Linked DNA regions of Homo sapiens: all the other regions are linked to region 2. Evidence: read pairs that join two places in POLR2A ChIA-PET (ENCODE). Cell type or tissue: OCI-LY7. All regions are shown on one strand.

Region 1 (5,000 bases), 540 kb before region 2:
GTGCTTTAAGAATGTAAAACGACCTTGTTAAATTTTTGGAAAGAGGACTAGATGAAACGTGTGTAGTGAGGGGATATATATTTAACCAATCTTTCACAGTGACAACTCAGGTTTTTAAGGAGAAATTAAATAATAAGACAATAGAGATAGAAATTAACATTTCTCTGTTCATATTGCTTGAAACAAAAGATTTCTGTCAAATACAATAATTGAACTGATATAGCTGACTTTTCAAAACAACTTTCAGGAAACTCAAACGGACCTTGAATATTATTGTAAAAGTATGTATCTTATATTTGCATAAATGGATCTATCTACTTAACAAAGTAAGTGGCTTGTTTCAAATAAGTTATTAATAGAAATAGAAGTCATTGCTATCCAAGAAAGGAAATCACCTTCCTTCAAATGGTTTTCTATGTGGTTTTCTTTTTTATATGGAGAAGGAAAATAACGCATAAAGGTGAAAAATGTATTGGAATAGTTGTATATAATTTTGGAAACTTCAAGACATAATAGTTTTGAAAGTGCAGTAACAGTTCATGGTTCATACGGATGTGTGTGTAAAGACCCGGAAAAATAACAACCTGGTTTTTAGAGGTCTGCTCAATTTGAAATTGCTTAATAAAAAATGCATTTTTCAAGATTTCAAATTAGAGCTGCTGCCATCGATCTAGTCAACTCATTTTCATTTGTACCTGAGTAAAATGTAGCAGGGGGAAAACTGGCTACTTGACCATATAAAACACTGAGACACTAAATGTAAAAACTCAAATGGAAAATTGCGTTATATAAAATGGGATATAAAAGAAGATTGGGATATAAAATGTAAATATATATAATTAAGAGTGGCAGACAGACAGACATTAGGTTTCAGATAACTGTTACTCTAAAGGCTTTTATCATTGCTAAAATATATTTATAGTTGGCAAGACAATATTTAGTAGGACTTTTTTTCAGTAAAGACTTAAAACAACGCAACAGATTTCACTGTTACTTGTGAGACATTTCCACTTTATTTCTTGCCTGCTGGATGTATAATTTCGCCAAGTCTTCAACTTCAAACAGAAGTAGCTGGCAGATCCAGATTCTGTGAATACTCACAACAGAAAAGTAAGAGGGTGAAAAACAGGGGCGTGAGAGGTAGTACTATATTAAATAGGACCTACAGAAAGACATGCCTCAATGGTTAACCCCTGTGTGCTGAAAAAATAAACAACTATCTTTTTTTTTTTTTTTTTTTTGAGACGGAGTCTCGCTCTGTCGCCCAGGCTGGAGTGCAGTGGCGCGATCTCAGCTCACTGCAACCTCCGACTCCCTGGTTCAAGCGATTCTCCTGCCTCAGCCTCCTGAGTAGCTGGAATTACAGGCATGTGCCACCACGCCCAGCTAATTTTTGTATTTTTAGTACAGACCGGGTTTCACCATCTTGGCCAGGATGGTCTCGATCTCCTAACCTTGTGATCCGACCGCCTCAGCCTCCCAAAGTGCTAGAATTATAGACGTGAGCCACCACGCCCGGCCAACAACTATCTTTATTGGAATGTGGAGCAGGTAAGTGATATACCATGACCCAACATGAAAAAAATGAGGTTTCAAATGAAAAGTTACAGACAATTTGTGCTGGACATTTTCCTTATGTGTAGGAGAACTATTTAATAATTTATAGCAGCTTGAGATTGTAAGCACCCAGTACAGCCATCAGGATCTGATTTTTGTTGAATATCTGGTTTGCACAATAGGATTCTGCAAAAAGAAACATGAGGGAGAGTGAAAACTGCTGCAGTCCCACTCTCAATTTCAAGCCCTTGAGAAAACAAATGCCAATCTGAACGGCAACTCATTCTGAGCCCACGCTGCTGGCTAGAGGCACTGTAGCCACTAGGGCCCCAGCACCCAGAGGGGTGCCCAAGGGCCTGTACTTAGGCCTTCCCCAACTGATCACACAGCTGCAGGGGCAGGCAGGAAGCAGGGAGCAAGTGTTGGCTGGCTTCCCAGCCAATCAGAGCTCATTAGAAATGAAAAAGGAGACACATACTGCTCTAGCAATTGACCAATTTTAAAAAAATTACTGTATGCTGTGGAGTGTGGTGGTTGAAGCCTGTAATCCCAATACTTTGGGAGTCCCAGGCAAGAGGACTGCTTGAGCACAGCAGTTTGAGCAGCCTGGTCAACATAATGAGACCCTGTCTCTACAAAAAAAATCAAAAAATGGCTGAGCGCAGTGGCTTATGCCTGTAACCCCAGCACTTTGGGAGGCCGAGGTGGGTGGATCACCTGAGGTCAGGAGTTCAAGACCAGCCTGGCCAACATGGTGAAACCCTGTCTCTACCAAAAGTACAAAAATTAGCCAGGTGGGGTAGTAGTCACCTGTAACCCCAGCTACTTAGGAGGCTGAGGCAGGAGAATCTCTTGAACCCAGGAGGCAGAAGTTGCAGTGAGCCAAGATCACACCACTGCCCTCCAGCCTGGGCGACAAAGCAAGACTCTGTCTCAAAAAAAAAAAAAAAAAATCAAAAAATTAGTCAGGTGTGGTGGCACATGCCTGTAGTCCTAGCTACTCAGGAGGCTGAGAAGGGAGGATTGCTTGAGCCCAGGAGTTTGAGGCTGCAGTGAGCCATGATGGAATCCCGGCACTCCAGCCTGGACGACAGAGAAAGACCCTATCTCTGAGAAAAACAAAACAAAACAAAGACTCTAAATGATAGGATATATGTTAAGATTAGTCTTATTTGCGCTGGGTGTGGTGGCTCACAGCTGTAATCCCAGCACCTTGGGAGGCCGAGGTAGGCAGATCACCTGAGGTCGGGAGTTCGAGATGAGCCTGACCAACAAGGAGAAACCCCATCTATACTAAAAATACAAAATTAGCCAGGCGTGGTGGCGCATGCCTGTAATCCCAGCTACTCGGGAGGCTGAGGCAGGAGAATAGCCTGAACCCGGGAGACGGAGGTTGCGGTGACCTAAGATCGTGCCATTGCACTCCGGCCTGGGCAACAAGAGTGAAACTCCATCTCAAAAAAAAAAAAAAAAAAGGTCTACATAGACAAATATGTTCGTTGCAGGATCATTTGTGATAGCAAAGAAATCGAAGAGAACTTGGAAAATAGCTAAAAATACCTTCCATGACATACTATGTAAGCTTTTTTTTTTTTTTAAATACAGAGTTTCATTCTATCACCCAGTCCAGTGTGCAGTGGTATGATCATGGCTCATTGCAGCCTCAAACTCCAAGGCTCAAGCCATCTTCCCACCTCACCCTCTCAGGTAGCTGAGACTACAAGGCCAAATCACCAGGGCGGACTCATTTTTTTTTCTCTTTTTATAGAGACAGGGTCTTGCTGTGTTGCCCAGGCTGGTCTCAAACTCCTGGGCTCAAGTGATCCTCCTTGCCTTGGCCTCTCACAGTGTTGGGATTACAGGTGTGAGCCATCATGCATGGCCTGTAAACTAGAAAGAGGAAAGGGAGGTGTTCTTTTTTATGGATATGGAAGAATGTTGATGACATATTGTTGAGTAAAAGAAGAAAATGACAGATTTTTTTTTTTTGAGACGCAGTCTCGCTCTGTCGCCAGGCTGGAGTGCAGTGGCGCGATCTTGGCTCACTGCAACCTCCGCCTCCCGGGTTCAAGCGATTCTCCTGCCTCAACCTCCCAAGTAGCTGGGACTACAGGCACACACTACCAAACCCAGCTAATTTTTGTATTTTTAGTAGAGACGGGCTTTTACCATGTTGGCCAGGGTGGTCTCGATCTCTTGACCTCGTGATCTGCCCGCCTCGGCCTCCCAAAGTGCTGGGATTACAGGTCTGAGCCACCGTGCCTGGCCGACAGATTTATATATAATGTAATCTTATTTTTGTCAAGAAGAACATCACGTATGTATCTGGGTTGTGAATGGAAAAGGTCCGGGAGGCCAGGTGTGGTGGCTCAAGCCTGTAATCCCAGTACTTTGGGAGGCCAAGGCAGGGGGATCACTTGAGCTCAGGAGTTCTGGACCAGCCTGAGCAACATAGTGAGACCCTGTGTCAAAAAGAAAAAAAAAAATGTTCTGGGAAATACAGAGGTCATAGAGGTGACCGCGAGGTATATCGGATAGAGAGAAGAGAGGGACTTTTTCACGTTATACATGTGTGTGATGTTTGGTTGTTTTCCCCCATAATGAGTATCTACGTCTTTGTAGCCCTTTCCCCTCACACAGACTAAAAACAGTCATTACCATGGCCTAAAGAGCAGAAGTCACTCTAGAGTAGCTAAGTCATGCTCAGCTGGTGTAAGAGCCTAGACTTAAACACGTCACCAATCCCCCCCTTTCTCTACATAATTTTATGGCTGAAATAAAAGGAAGAGAAGAAATCCTGGTAAAAATGACCCCAAAGTAAATATGGCACTTGGTTACAGAATCCAAAGCCTCCTTTTTTCAAGTTGCTGAAGTGTCAACACGGTATTTTAAGAGGTCACTGTGAATATATGTAAGGATTTCCCTCTAGTCATTACACATGAGGGCCTGAGAAATAATAGGTGTCAACTGCCTGGTTCTACCGCTAAGGAAACTGGGGCAAAAAGAAAGGGTGGCTTGCTCAAGGCTATTGGGCTTTAGAATTATGGTTTTGGGTTCCACTTTCTAAATTATTACTACCAAACATCAAACAGGCAAAAAAAAAAAAAAAAAAAAAAAAAAAAGAAAGAAACCGTCAAGGAGTGAAATCTATAAGGTCTGTGCTTCACAGAATTGTATTCATTTAAATTATCAGGCCCTGCCCCCAACCTCACCCTTTAGTCCTTAGGCAGCTTAAGTCCCTTCCTCAAGAGGCCACATGTGTCCCAAGCCTGGGATGGAGGCCCTGTGCTGCACCCCCATGGCAGCTTGCTCTGTCCATGGAGACTCCTATGAACTGAGTTGGTTCCCCTCCAAATCCATATGTTGAAGTCCTAACCCCCAGTACACTTTGGAATGAGAATATTTGAAGATAAGGCCCTTAGCAGGTAACTGAGGTTATTTGA
Region 2 (5,000 bases):
ACCAACAAGGGGGCTGCCCTGAACCAGCCAGAGCCAGAAGGACAAATGAGGATGCCTTCAATACCGCCCCCTCCTCAAATGTTATCAGCAGAGAGGGACTTGTACTGCCACCATCTGGCCTTTGTGGGTGTCCCAGACACAGCAAGTATGTGGTGAGAGGGAAGGAAACAGCACAAATTGTCTACTTTACCATTCTCTTAAAATAAGCTTCGTGTGAGCAAGCTTTTCAGAGCAGCAGGACTAGGGCTGCGAAAAATAGAGTGTGGTGCAGCTGCACCCTTCAGAACTTTGGGGGAAAACACATATTATTTACCAGACAATAATAGATACCAGAGAATAATAATGATTATTATAGTGTTTGGGATGGCAAATGCTGTAGTTAAGGTTCCAGAATGGCTCTTATTATAATCCCGTTTTACCGAGTCTCTTGTGAAAGCCTGGAAATTTTCTTTAAGTAGGCTGATGCTGTCCGTGTTTGGTCTTTGTCCAAAGGTGATTTGAATATAAAGAAACTTACTGGAGAAACATTCATTTTTTTAAATAGTGATTGCATTAAAGAAAAAAGCTACATTATTAAAAAAGCAGTTGCAGCATCCCTAAGTAAGCAATTCAAAATGGCGGTGTTTCCCAGTTTACTGGAGGAAAATGTTAAACATTCTCCCTCCTCCCTTTTAAAGAAAGAAGGAGGCCCCCTCTAACTACAAGATTCAGTCACTCTTGGTTCCAGGCCCAGAGGTGGGGATGGCTTCCCTCCCTCCATAGCAACTTCCAGGCTGTGCTTGCTAAATGCAAAAGAATTGTTCCCAGAAGAAGTGACCCCGGTGTCTTTGGATCCACTTGTCATCTCTGCAGCTCCTCAATTTTTGTGGCCTCACATTTGATAGTGGCTCTTGGTGCTTTTATTTTTGTATCCCCTCTCTCCATTGTCACTTATTCTTGAGAAAGAAAGAAAAGAAAGAAAGAAAGAAAGAAAGAAAGAAAGAAAGAAAGAAAGAAAGAAAGAAAGAGAAAGAAAGAAAGAAAGAAAGAAAGTAAGTCAAATGTGAGCTCTTTATTCAGAAATAAATATCCACATTTCCAAATCTGACCATGCCAAATGAAAAGGTTTCCATGGCCTTGTAATTCCACCCCCATTACATATTTGTGGTGTTTTGCATTTTCACTTTGGTTATTTAATATACATATTAAGTACACACAGATCTGGTGATTTAATGTGATTGGGGGAACTCAGGCATTTCCTGTCGTGCACAGTGAAACTTTCAAACCTTGTTTTTGGCTGCTGCTGATTATTGTTGCCATTAACACCAGGATTTAGATAGCAGGGTTCAAAGCACAAGCTTCCACTTAGTCCTCCCAATGGGCATTTGACCTCCTCTTGCTCTTGCTAAATTCATGTTATAAACACTCCAAGCAAGCTTCCAGGTCTCTTTGTGGCTCCATTTCTTCACTATAAAATGAGGAAATGGTACTGTATTATCTCTGGGGTCCCTTCAAGTCCTACATTCTATCACCTCTCTGAAGTTATTTGTTCATTGTTCTAAGAATAATCTCAACAGTTGTAAAGATGTTTACAAGTCCTCTGTCACCACCTCACCTTAGCCAAATTTTACCCATTCACATTTCTGACAGCCTCATTTATTGGCAGGAAGAAAAGGTGCTGTTTTGGGGCATGGCAGAAGAGAGGCGCCTGACCCACTCATGTGATCAAAGTGTGTCGAGCGCCCACAGCGGGCCAGACTCTGAGCTACGAGTTGGGTGTAGAGACACGAGCAAAACAGACAAGCCCCTGACCTCTGGGGCTTTACCATGCAGTTGGCAGACTTCTAAGTGGCTGCTCCCAGAACTGACTGAGTGGCCTCAGGAAGCTCTATTTCAAACCAAGTGACTGGCGGCAAATGAAAGAAGGCTGCAGGTATCAAGAGGCAGAGCCTCATATCTCGGTGAATGTTGGGATGAGCATTCCCCAGAAACTGACTTTCCTGGTGGAAAATCCTGTTCAGAGCCTCTGCCCTGGGACCCCAAGGCTCTTGGTTGATTTATTTTCTTCCAGTCCAGTGCTACTGTTTGTTTTGGATGTGAAGAGATGTGAATGGCTCACCTTTTACAGGCAAGACCCACACACGGAGAAAAGCAAGCATTTCTTCCAGCTTAGTTGCCTTTGTGGGAAACTTCTGAAGATAGGTATATGTGTCCATGGTAATTTTCCACTTGCCAAAAAGTGAATCTATTGGCCCTCTTTTCAGCAAATACCAGAGCTGAGACATGGGGTTACAGGAGTGAGGTCAGGAGCTCCAGGGTCCTCCGTGACCTTGCCTGGCTTTGGAGTGACCTTGGGTGACTCAAAAGACCTCCTGCTGGGGCTGGATGCGGTGGTTCATGCCTGTAATCCCAGCACTTTGGGAGGCTGAGGCAGGAGAATCACTTGAAACTGGGAGGCAGAGATTGCAGTGAGCCAGTTGCACCACTGCACTCCAGCTTGGGCAACAGAGCGAGACCCTGTCTCAAAAAAAAAAAAAAGCCTCCTGCTGGTTAAGCATGCAGTCATGTGGAGGGGGAGGGTTGCTGGGTTGCAAAGGATGCTGTGGTCTTTGGGTGAGGGCGTGGTGTACCCTACTCATTATGGTATTCCAAAAAGCGACTTGAGTTTCATTTCCTCACACAAAGCTGGCAGGGCTGACCTGAGCAGACCGTGAATGAAACTCCTGTTGAAATCACGCTGTGCTGCAGCGGTTCTGGGGCTCATCCTAGGTCTGCCCTGGCGGCTGGAGAGTGTGCTGCTGTCTGACTCATGCCTGGGTTCTCCCCAGCTGGGCGGAGGGAGGGGGATCGGTCCAGTGGATTCTGACAGCCCCTTCTGCTCTTTTTCCAGGAACGTTCACTCACAGGGTACGCTCATGGAGAGAGGGCGCAGAGCAAACCATGTCACGCCATCCAATGACACCAGCTGGTCAGCTCACCACCCCCTCTGGCTAAAACTCAAGCAAATAAAGCCGCTTCCTGTCATTAAGCATCTCAGAGGAAGCAGCCCTCCCTCGATGGCCTCTAGCCCAGAGAAGCCCGCGCATCTTGGACCCACCAAGCAGGCCCAGCCTTCCTGCTGCCACCATCTCTGCTTCTCCCCAGAGGAACTTAGGGATTTCACCCCTGGCTTTTAAAAAAAACGAAATACCGACAAGCCACAAGGACCAATGTAGGTATTCTCCCCGCCCCATCTTCAAGGCTCAGCGACTGAGGCTGGAAGATGATATGGATTGGAACACAAAAAATCTTTTTTTAATCTTTTTAAAAACTGCTGTGGTTTTGCTGCTACACTAAGAATTGTGATTTGCATTGTACGGTTTTGGACCTATATTGTTCACGTTTTGATGGCGGAGAGGGGTGGTCCTGGAGGCCCAATGCTTCAGAGTCATCTCTGTCCTGCCCGGGATGCACTTTTAAATGAAGAGTTAGAATATTTTATTGGCTAATATACTTTTCTTGTTATTTTTACAAAGGCCACCTTTATCCTTTTTGATGCCATATTTTCAGTGTTACACTTTTATGGCTTTTAATTTTCGATTTGACAGATGTAAGAAGCAGCATGAATAGTTTATACTGTGGTTTTTCAGAGACTGAATGCCAAGAGAACTCGGTAAATGTTTATTCTTCTCAGCTTTCTCTTTAAATTCCCCTAAATAGCGCCCCATTTGGGAACAGAGCAAGAGTGTTGAACTGAAGACCAAAATGCCCTCAAGGTGTAAAATAATCCGAGGGGGAATATTTGCTGGGCGTCAGGAAAGACTCAGATGAAATTTCAACCCTGATGGTTTTCGGTGATCCAGGAAGTCAGTGAGACAATCTCTCTATATGCAGAGCCCTTTCATGATAATTAGAATGGTATGGACAAACCAATGAAAACAAGAGGGAAAGTGAGAAAGATCACCCATGATTCTGTTTCACTGTTTGCTTTCTCCTGTCATGGTTAAGAGAAATGTGCAATTCGATCCTCAATCAGTGGGTGGAGGATAACAGGGTAGATTCACTTGTGTGCACTTGTACAGTTGTAGCTGCGAGTCCAGAAGTCCTCTAGAGCATGTGTACTGGCACTGAGTTGGTGAGACAGTTGTGGAGTATCCCATTCTGATGAGTACAGAAAAAAAAAGAAAAAGAAAAGAAGAGAAAAAATTAAGAAAAAAATCAAAAAAGGAAGAAAACTAAAAAAAAAAAAAATCAAATCACCTTGTGATTCAGTGTATCTGTTTACTAACTCAAATAAAGCAATTGTTCCCTCTGGAGGGGTCCAGGTGCCCCCGCCCCACAAGGCCGCGGAGCCTCAGCAGGAGGGGTGGCGAGTTGCGGGTGGGCAGGGCCAGGACGGTGTGGCGCCAGCCTTGAAGCACCACGGCCCAAGGATGCGGTGTACATACTGTATTTCTAGATTCTCCTTTGTACAGAGTCACTTCACAAGTCAAGCTACTGTTTTACAGGTGCTCCTTATTTATTAGAGCTGTGAGAGCTTGGGGGACACACCTGGCGAGCAAGCTCGCTTTTTAAAAATGAAATTTGGGGGCAGGGGAAGGGGAGGCGGGAGGGAGGGGAAGCTCGCAAGCCCGGGGAGAGATTTATAAAAGTAAACAAAAGAAAACCTTCCAGCAACAAATTAAAAAATAATAACAAATCAACCCCAGCACCAAACCCACCCAGGCAGGAAGAAGCCGCCCCTCCTCTGGGGCCATATTTTTCTGCTGGGTCACAACATTCTCCTCTCCCTGACTGGTGTCAGATTCATCAAACAAAAAATAAATCTCGAAGAAAAAAAATGCACTTACATGTGCTTATTTGGCTTTTCTCATTATTATGACTACTGTTTTTTTTTGTTTTTTGTTTTTTGTTTTATTACAGAGGTGTTCATTTTTCTCCCCCTGGGAAACATTTTAAAAAATAGAACTAAGGAGTTTTAAAAGATGGTAAGCTACTGGGATGGCACTGTCTCTTCCTGACCTGCTAGACCACGCTTGTCT
Region 3 (5,000 bases), 160 kb before region 2:
AAGTGTAGAGTAACATAACAAGTTGGTTGCCCTGTATATAAATGTGTGCAACAAAATGTCACCGAGAACACAATGTGGCCTTGTGCAGCTTCATATCGGTGCCGCTGGAGCTGCCTGGCTGTGTTTGCCTTCATCTGAACGGCTTTCATCTGGACCAGTGTAAACTAAGCCCTGGTAAGTAATCACTGCCCGGCAGAAAGAAAGGAATGTATACAGCTAGCGTGGCCTAAGCTGTAAAAACGGAAACCTGAGCCCCCACCTCGGATCACATATCAAGGCTTGAAGGTAGGGGAAATGAAAGGGGGAAAGAAGAGAGAGCAAATGGAAAAGTCAGCCTGGGAAGTGGAGGATCAGGAGGAGGCCCCCCTTAGGGAGATTTGGCTCAGGGATTAGGGAATTTTATCGTGGTGTACAGTGACCTACTCAGGTTTCAACACTGGTTGGATTGAGTTGCTTCTCTGTGAGCTGAAAGAAAAAGGACTGGTGTGTATGTGATTTTTTTTCCCCCTTCGGGTAATAGAAAGGACATTGGTACAAGTGTCTATTTTAAGTACAGCAAATGCAGGGCACTGAGAATGAGCAACAAACTTGCCTCATCACGGAGACTTCCTTCAAGATTTCCTAATTGAGATAGTCACATATTTATTTTAAAATGGCTGGAGAAGACAAACTGGCTGAGGTTTAGCTGACACCAGTAATGGCATTGAAGAGTGTCTTCATGTGGCTGAGAGCTAATGCTAGTTGCTGTTTCACTAGATCAGATATTGAGTTACATTTTCGTTATCACTGGTTTAATGTACATGGCAGTTGTAACAAATTTAAATTTGATACAATATAATTTTGTGTATGAAAAGTACATGACTTGGCATAGCTTGCTTGTAGTGTACTCCCTGAAAATATCTTCATGTAGAAATGTTTGTCTCACTATGACCTTTACAGTGTTTCTTTATCTTTCCTTTTCTTCTTCCCTTATCCTGGTTTTTCCTGATTAGAAAGACTGGTTGTACCAATGTACTTACAATTAGTCTGCCTTATTTAATTAGTGGCTAGTAGAATTTTAAAAAATCAGACAGCGATGCAGAGTATATGTTTCTAAAGTGAATGTTGTGATTGTGTCTAATGTAATATGTCTCAGGTATACTGTTAGCTCACATATATCATAATAAATGAATGTCACAAGGGAATTCTGACATATGGGAAGGTTAATTAGTTTTAAGAGTTCATCCAGAACATAGTAGATATAATATAAAAACTAACTTCTACTAGTGGATGTGTAAGCGTAAATATATGTGTAAGGTAAATATTGTTGCCCTTAAGGATATATATTTTGTGCACATAGATCTTTTGTGATCAGTAGCTACCAAACAACAATACAACTCAAAATATCCAAACTGTGAGTAGAGATTATGAGTTCAATTTTTGTCTTTTAAAATTCTTTGACAAAACCAGCATGATTAGATCAAGCATTCTGTGCTGGAAACTTTCCTAAACAAACCATAATTAATGCACTTACAATGTTTAACTTCTTTATCAATTGCTAAACTACAGGAGAATCTGTGTTAAATGTCAGAGATGCTTCTTTGCTGAAGAAGTTTTCTGTCTATAAATATTCTCAGTAAGTAATTTGTACCTAAAATTACGCTTCAGTCCTGATGCCTACAATTTGGGTCAGGCACATCTGTTAGAGTTTAGTAGTAAACTTACCACAAGATTTTCTAGTTTGTTTTCTGATGGTCTCAATTTGGCATTAAAAATAACCTGTGTCAATTGCACAGACAATAAAGCAAGTTGCAGAGCCGAGCTGGTGAGATAAATAGCTTGATTTTAAGAGAGAGAGAGAGAAATCAGAGCATGGACTGGAAAAGTCAGCAAGTTTAAGTTTGAAATTGGCTCATTATTAAAACAGGTATATTTTAAGTTTTGCTGTTGAAACTCTATCCTGGTGTCAGAAGCATAATTCTCAGGAACTTAGAAAGTGGACTTAGGACCCCAGATCCCACTGTGGCATTCACAAATTATGTTAGACTCCCCCTCTCTAAGCAGTGGCCTCAGGTGTGCCACGTGGCAGGGATGGGGACTAATGTTAGTGGGCACATAGCCCTGGCCTCTTGGGAGCAGGTATAAGATGTTCCTGAGCCTTCAGCCTTGCTCTCACTTGTCCTGCCAAAGGCTCCAAGCTAAACCCATAAAAGACTGTCCTGTGAGAGCTTGGATGGTTATGTATTATGGTCTGTTCAAACCAGGAGTTTTCTGGGAAGAGTCTCTTTCTCCATCCACGAACTGGTGTGATGTACGGTAGAGCGTCATTCTCTAAACTTACTTATACAACTCGCAGATTCCAGAGACGAGGAAATGGAAAGGAACCACTCCACTTCCTCTCGAATCTGAAATAAACATTTGAACTAGAAGAAAATGAGTCTGACAGACTCATTCCCTTCTGCGTTTCCTGCCTCTGTGCTTGCCAAGCACTGCTCTGAGAAGCCAAGCCCTACTCTCCTTGTGTGAAAGACAGACTTATAGAAACCAAGAGGTAACAGAATTTTTAAAGGAAAGTAAAAAACAGGGCCTTAAAAAAGGGCAAATATTAGTGAGCACAGTGGCTCTCTAAAAGGGAGAGTTCTAGGAAAAGGTAGTCTCTTGTTAGGGTAACCAAACTTTTTATATCTTATATAAAATTCCCTTTTATTTACTGACTCTTTATACTTAACAAAATTATTACAAGTAGTAGAAGGTATACCATCAAAATCCCTAAAGTCTAAAACTTCCTCTTGTGGAATGGGAATTCAGCCACACTTGTACTCTCAAGCTAATAAGATTATTGAATATGTTCCTGAAGGAGAGGGGATATTACAGGTTAGAAGAGGAAAAAAAAAACACGGAAGACTTTGTTTTTGATAGTGCCAATTGAAACATGTAAACAGACATGAAAGCATGTGGTAAGTGAGATTTGCTGAATGTATATTTTAGGATCTGTAGACCGATGGGTGTTAATATCTCTTATATAACCAAAGGCCTGTGGAACTCTGTGCTGCATTAAGGCCAGTGACTTTGGCACAGACAGGAAAACAATGTAACAAGTCTTGGTGATTTTTTAAGGCAGTTCTGCAGCTGTGAAAAGACACAGCTGCACACAGCTGTACACCTGCCATGCCTGCCACAATGTTAGCCTGAGGGCTGGTATTCACAATTTCACAGCATTTGTTTGACCTTTTTAGGACATTTGATGTCCTGGCAGCAGATTAAAATGTGGGGACATGATTGTTTGCTCTGTATCACGACGAGACAGTAAAACACCATACATTTTATATGCAGAACCACATGATTTTGGTTTCATATGCCAATTATATAGCCATCCAATTTAGGATATATCAATAAGAGAGTAAGACTTTCTTTTCCAGCCTGTTCCAAGTCAGAGTTGAGTATTAGTGTTAATGATATGTCCTCTGCGTTAAAATCATTGTGTTGTGGCTAAGAGCAATTCTGCAAAATGGAGCATAGGAACCATCTTCAAAGAATTTCAGGCTCGAAAGCTGTAGTTCAGGTAAAAACAGCAGGGTTCAGTATATAAAGTCTGCACTGAGTGGGAATCTGGCCACCCTTACTATTTCATTCACATTGATGACCCTCCAGTGGGTCATCTGTGGGGGTGGCTCATCTTAACTATACCATTGGATCCAGTGGGATCATGAAAGAGGAAGTACTTTGTAATCTGCAAAGGGCTCTTCAAATATTTCTTTTGCACTATTTAAATTTTATGTCATGACCTTTTTCTTGGCAGAACCATAAAATAAAACTGATCCACTGGGTCTGTGTTAAGAAAGACAGCTCAGACTCAGCCCTGGGCCAGGCCTGAGAGTAGAGCTAGAAACTGACTTCTAACCAGATTCAATTCCTGCTTCACTCTGGAACTTGAACAAGGCTTCTGCCTGTCTTCTGCAGATTACCTTTCTTTATCTCTATTAATGAGTCCAATGATGCCTGATAGATATCTACTCCAGAAGTAAGTCAGAGCATATGGAGATGGAAAGGGAGATAAAATATTTTTCAGAAATAACCATCAGTCTACTATTCATAACCTTAACTAGTAGAGATAGTAGCATTTTTCCCCCATGCTTTATAAATTGTTTGGAATTGGGAGTTTCTTTTTCCTTTGAAAGCATTTCTCATGTGCTCCACTTTCTTGGATAATGGGTGTCAGAATGTTTTGAAGTTAAGTAATGTAACCAACAAATCCTTTTTATTGTCATTAGGACTGTGACTATAGCTGATGTAATTGTCTATGACTGAGACTATGTGTTAATTTTTAATTAAAACTAGTTTTTTATTTTTATGAAAATAATACATGGACATGACAAAAAGAGTAGGCAATAAAAATAAGCAAAAAGAAAAACAAAGCCTGTAATTTTCCCACCCAGACGCAATTACTGTCAACATTTTGATATATGTCTTTTCATGCCCTTTCTCTATATATGATATATAGTTTTTATAAAAAAAAGTCTCATACTATACTAACCTTCCTTTTAAAACTTAATGTACTGTTAATAGCTTTTCATGGCAATAAAAATGTATCTACAGTATATATTTTAGTGGCAAAATAGTATTCCATTATATGCCCAAACTATAATTTATTTAACTAGGATTCCTATTGTTTGGCATTTAGTTTGTTTCTAAGAAAACAATGCTGAAACATGCATATTTCCATAGCTGTTTTCCTAGAATAGTTTCAACAGTCCCTAGAAGTAAAATTGCTAAGTCAAAGGGTATGTACAATTTTAAGGCTTTTAATGCATAGAGTCAAATTACTTTTTCTAACAGTTGTAGCAATTTAAATTCCCAATAGCATGAGGGTGCTTACTAATACTACATGTTATAATTTTTAAGCTTTTACATATTTATTTTTAAAATTAGGTTTTCCTGAATTTTATTTGATCATTTCTCTGTAACTGCGTTTAAATAAATATTTGTGACTGGATTAAGTGCTAAGCATTGTGTTAGGTGAG

What was found. Peaks named below come from ENCODE experiments on the same cell type or tissue, not always from the same donor. Only the 100,000 strongest peaks of a DNase experiment are listed, where the experiment ranks them.
Region 1: POLR2A ChIA-PET joins it to region 2 with 11 read pairs; 6 of 35 experiments call an interaction of 5 or more read pairs at or near these places.
Region 3: POLR2A ChIA-PET joins it to region 2 with 12 read pairs; 11 of 35 experiments call an interaction of 5 or more read pairs at or near these places.

The regions. Positions count from the first base shown.
Region 1 is chr6:107,117,228-107,122,227 of GRCh38, forward strand. No RefSeq gene overlaps it. Among named protein-coding and RNA genes, the nearest start is that of BEND3, 4.2 kb to the left of the region's middle. RefSeq lists an enhancer at 1-303. In OCI-LY7, a CTCF peak has its summit at 1,845; DNase peaks (open chromatin) are centred at 1,154 and 1,934; H3K4me3 peaks cover 2,238 bases; H3K27ac peaks cover 3,490 bases.
Region 2 is chr6:107,655,338-107,660,337 of GRCh38, forward strand. It overlaps SOBP (sine oculis binding protein homolog), which reads left to right. Exons shown (of 7, transcript NM_018013.4): 7 at 2,870-5,000. Among named protein-coding and RNA genes, the nearest start is that of SCML4, 170 kb to the right of the region's middle. RefSeq lists enhancers at 2,192-2,769, 2,518-2,567, 2,770-3,346, 2,808-2,997. In OCI-LY7, CTCF peaks have their summits at 129 (motif pointing left), 331 and 1,738; DNase peaks (open chromatin) are centred at 124, 1,764, 2,614, 3,014 and 4 weaker places; H3K4me3 peaks cover 4,749 bases; H3K27ac peaks cover 5,000 bases.
Region 3 is chr6:107,493,128-107,498,127 of GRCh38, forward strand. All of the region lies in intron 1 of SOBP (sine oculis binding protein homolog), which reads left to right. Among named protein-coding and RNA genes, the nearest start is that of SOBP, 5.5 kb to the left of the region's middle. In OCI-LY7, no CTCF peak of the experiment used is centred here; DNase peaks (open chromatin) are centred at 2,454 and 3,114; H3K4me3 peaks cover 3,883 bases; H3K27ac peaks cover 4,153 bases.